Regions from separate parts of the Mus musculus genome. Here region 1 is linked to region 2. Evidence: chromatin loops called from intact Hi-C (ENCODE). Cell type or tissue: left cerebral cortex. All regions are shown on one strand.

Region 1 (2,500 bases), 170 kb before region 2:
AAAAGACCCCGAAAAAATAACATAAAACTATCTGTCTTGTTTCTTCTCCAGTTATTTTTGTTTTGGTTTATGGGGCTTAGCTTTACAGCAGAGGGTCTTTCAAATGTGTGGTCATAGATCTCACTTCATCTTGTCCTCTGACTTAGGAGTCTTCTGCACTCCTAGGAAAGAATTCCACATCTAGTTTGCTTATGGGTTTTAATGCAAATGACTCGATAGAAGCCTTGCTGACAGCAGATGGAAGGAGTGGGCATTGTGCCAGCTCATTACAGCAACCTGCTAAGCCTGGGGGAGCGATCCTGTGCATCTCAAACCTAGAACTAAATAGATTCATGCGTTTCTGTGGTGGTTCTTCCTAAATTGACCTGGATAAGTTGTCTTTGACTATGTATGCAGCTGATTGCTTCTTAAGTCCTCCTGAGGTGAAACATAAACCAGAATAATACAAATAATCAGGCCATTTGATTATAGCAATGATTTTGTACCAATGAAGTCTTCCTCTCAAGTGTTTAATATTAGCTCCTGTAATTGAGTTATAAACTGTACCTAAATGTGTCGACCAGCAGCTATGGGGAAATGGGAGATTCAGAAAATGGTTATATTTATTGTATAGGTTATTTTATCCATATGTGGATGTTGCTAACAAAGTGGAGGAGACACTGCTGGCAGATAAGAGACTCTATGTGAGCAGCAGCCCCTCTGTTCTCAAAGTAGCACAGGTTGGTTGGTGCTGACAATCTGAAAGTAGATGTTAAGGTAATGAGAAAGAGCATTTCACTTACTGTGATTGGTTTGAAGCCTTAGGGTTGTATCTTGCTGTGAATCCCACAGCATAAAGGTGAGATAAACAGCACTATGAGATGCTGTGAACTTAGTGAATCAACTTAGTTCTCTCCTAATTTTCTAAGCAATACAGAAAGGTGTTTCAAATATTACAAGACGACTCTTCTACAATTTCTTCATCTCCGTGGTATATTCAACTATCAATAGCATTACTGTGATGGATTGTGATAAAAAATGATTTGATTATGCCAGTGTTTCTTGCATCCCCCATTTTTGCTCTTCCCACATTGAGTATGTTCTTGTACAAAGCCAAAAGTACACAGTATGCAAATGAAGCCTTAAATACCTTTTGAATACTGAAATTTGCATTCTCTTTCTGAACTGGGACACATTCTAGTGCTTCTGGGAAGAAGTCTTGGCCGTATGCTCTTGGAAGAGAGGCCATGTGGAAGGAACCCCAGTCATCCTGGCTAGCATAGACAAGGCTGTCATAAACCAGCCAAATCTAGGCAACTTCTCAACTAATTGGAAAGTGGGAGTGATTCCAGCCAGATTGTCACTGTGCGTGCCACCTGGAGTCTAAAGAGATGATAAATAATTATCACTTTTAATCTCTCAATTTTGCAGAACTTTAGTATGTGTAACCAGTATGTGATAGAATTCTTAGAAAGAAGTGAAGTTATATGTCAGTTGTTTCAATTATGTGTTCAATTCAAGTAAGCTGAATCATAGATTTAAATTCTCTAGCAGAGACCAAATAGAATTTGCCATATGACTCACACTAAAATGTCTTTGATTAACAAGATATGAGTGGGATCATGAAGTTACATATAACACACACATTAACACGCTATGGTTACACTCTATTATACTGATGTGTTTTGGAGTGGTATGTCTTCAAAATGTTGATGTTATAAATGATATTTCACAAACAAGAAGCTCCTGAAATATAATAAGAAAAGGGCAGGGATATATTGATTGTGTTTTGATCATAAAGAGATTAGTGTAGACCTGTAAAAATGAGTTAGTTCTCTTGAGGACAACTTATTATACTGATCAAGCTGGGATAGTCCCTATTTTGCCTTTCCTACTACATAATCTTTCTTTCATGTATTCTCACTGTGTTGTGTCATAGACCAGAGTGTACTAAGAATGCTATAACCACATATGACACTGGTGGCATGATGTTTTAAATTTACAGCCACAGGAAGACTTAAATGAACATCTTTTACGTATGCATTGCATACTATCAAGTTGCAGCTCAAACATATGAAGACAGAATATTGTCATTGAGGATTTACATGATGTTTTACCATTATTTGGAAATGCAGAAGTAGCTTTGGAAATTGAAAATGTACAGGTATAGCACAGATATAGAGGTACACAGTAGAAGAAACTCAAACGTTATGATAGGAAGGGTATAGTTGAGTCTAGTGATAGTTGTTCAAAGCCAAGTTCAGGAAAAAGATTTTTATTTTAGAGAATAGTCATGTGGTTGCCTGTAGAATGTTGACAACAATCTTGATATTGTGGGTGGCTCTAAGGACTACCTATTAGAAATTTTGGAAGACAATTCATATAATTCTATTTTAAATAATTTGGATATGTTTTGTTCATATATATGACTAAATAATTCTAACAATTCATAAAATATAATGATCAGCACATGAAAGGAGATTGAAATATATGTTAGAAAATAGGGTACTGTACCCTGGTA
Region 2 (2,500 bases):
CAGTGAATGAAGATGTGCCCAAGAGGCCTCAACCCTACACAAAGAACCCAGACAACTGCTACTGTCAGTAAGAGAGATCATCTTTTCCAGGGAAGCATATGCCAATTGGTTGTCCCATTTGAAAGGGTCAGCCCTGAAAAACATATCTACAGGTAATATCATATAGACTGAGCAGATGATAGTTAGAATATATGTGTATATATATGCAAAAACAATTAATGATGAAGGAGGCAATTTGAAAGAGAACAATGAGGGAGATATGGAAGTGGTTAGAAAGAGGAAAAATTGGGAAGAAATGTAATTATATTGTAATCACAAGAATAAAAAAAAAACTTTGCATACCCCTCAGGCTGATCGGAATGCTTCCCTCTTTCCTTTTGCCGATCGGTTTTCACATTCATTTAATTCTAGGATCTGAAAAAAAAATAGTGTGTGTGTATGCGCAAGTTACAGTATACATACATCATTTTTATTAAGTTTGTGTTTCATTATTATTACATAAGAAGTCCTCTGATATATGGTCCTGTGTAAAAACCCTGTAGACCAGGCTGACCTAGAATTCACAGAAATCCACCTGCCTCTGCCTCTGCCTCTGCCTCCAGAGTGCTAAGATTAAAGGTGTGCACCACCACCACCATCACCACCACCACCTGGCTAAGATATTTATATTATTAATGAGGCTGTATGACACTGTTCATTCTGTTGTACTTATCCAGTTTTTAATAAATATATAAACTCTGAAACTAGAGGAATTTTTCTAGCTGGGAAAAAAACATGTTTCTAATTTCAAACTGTTTAAAAGAAAAACAGGGAAAAGGAGGATTCACTAAATTGATGTAAATTCACCAACTTGTTTAAAAGTTCAGCCTGCCATTATTGGGACACTTCTCTGAAGGTGTACTGCACAAACGGAAACCAGAAGAAAACTTCTGCAAATTACAGCTCTGCAAATAACGATCTCTTCAGCAAGTGTTTTTTTTTTTTTTCCCCCTTCTCTTTCTCAGTTTTCACTTCTATTTTGAGAGCAGTTATTTTCAGGCCTTCCAGCTGACTTCTCTTCTGTAGAAGAGCACAGGGCTCTTGTAGTCATGCTAAATAGTCAAGTAGAAAGATCAGCCAGAAGGTACTCCTTAAAGCTGGATTTAAAAGACATTACTGTTTTAGAACATGGTCAGCCACAAAGTCTTTGAAGATTTGTCTCATCTCCTATCTATGGGATGCTTGTTAGTCATTCACAAGGATGCTTTCTCCCTTGTCAAGGGAAGCAGCAAAATAATTTCTGTTCCAAAACAAAATATGATGGGGATCTGGCCATTTGTTGATTTTGGGGAGTATATAAAATTATCTTAAAAACTCTCCCACTCTCCAAGGTCCATATGTACCCCTGGTTCATTGAGAATAAAGTATATGCAAACAAGCTGTTTCGTTGAATACTATCTTGAGAGAGGTGATTATCTGACCCTAATCTAAAAGAATCGTAACTTTAAAGAGCTGTAGCCCTGAGATCAATCTCCAGAGGAAACGTCCTTCCCACCAGCATTCACTGCTGAACCGCATCATGCTGACCCGCTCATTCTGGACTTTGCTTCATCCTTTCCCTCTTGGTGTGCGTCAGAGCAGGGACACACCACGGGAAGACAGGGACCACAGAACATAACTCCATTCTATTCTTCACCAGTAAGTATGGCGTGAAAACAGCTGCCTTTCTGTCATCACTGTAGCCATTTTCTTTTATGCCTGTACCAAGCCATTTAACATTGATACAGAGGACCTTTCTCATGCCTGGATTAATCATTTACCGCTTATTCCATTAAATTCTATGCTTTGGTGGAATTTGGAAATTCCCCAGACCCTCTCCCTCCTCTAGAGGCAATTGCAATAAAGGTCAGTTTGAACTGCTTTATTTAGCTACAATAAGTTTGGATCCCAACCAGCAGCAGCACTTCCTGCACCTATATATGAGATTTTATGGTCGCTATGAGGTTTTATTGTTTTAGCTTTTATAAGCTGCCCGTGGGAAACAGCTAGGAATGCAGTCTCAGTTCCTGAGTCTGATCTACATCCCTGATCAACCAGTCCCGGGTGTCTCGTGTGTGTGTTCAATAATCTATCCCTGTTTGACTAAGATCAGTGTCTGAGTGGTCTGTTAGGCAATTCCTGGACAAGTTAGTGTCCATTTTACAGTTTGTTCAATGTTGAGTAAAGTTATTCCATGAAAACTACCATTACCCAAGCATTAAATCAATTCTACTGCAGCCTACTATTGGCATTACATACTAATTGCTTGTTATTACTTGTACCAATGCAGAATTTTCCACAAAAGAGTGTCACAGGAAAAGAAAGTATTAAACTTAGTTGCTCTATATTACATGCTATAAATAAAGCAAATACATTTTATAACTCATATAGCCTGTACCTATTTATGTTCAGTTTTTACAAATACAAAGATGAGAATTACTATTTTTCTATGTAAGTACATATACTTTAACATTTAAAAAAT

The links. Peaks named below come from ENCODE experiments on the same cell type or tissue, not always from the same donor. Only the 100,000 strongest peaks of a DNase experiment are listed, where the experiment ranks them.
Region 1: it touches region 2 in a loop (3-fold over the local background); 3 of 42 quality-filtered maps call a loop at or near these places.

The regions. Positions count from the first base shown.
Region 1 is chr5:82,897,321-82,899,820 of GRCm38, reverse strand. No RefSeq gene overlaps it. Among named protein-coding and RNA genes, the nearest start is that of Mir1187, 100 kb to the right of the region's middle. In left cerebral cortex, no CTCF peak of the experiment used is centred here; DNase peaks (open chromatin) are centred at 261, 668 and 1,221; H3K27ac peaks cover 2,250 bases.
Region 2 is chr5:82,726,983-82,729,482 of GRCm38, reverse strand. No RefSeq gene overlaps it. Among named protein-coding and RNA genes, the nearest start is that of Mir1187, 71 kb to the left of the region's middle. In left cerebral cortex, no CTCF peak of the experiment used is centred here; DNase peaks (open chromatin) are centred at 6, 1,075 and 1,537; H3K27ac peaks cover 1,564 bases.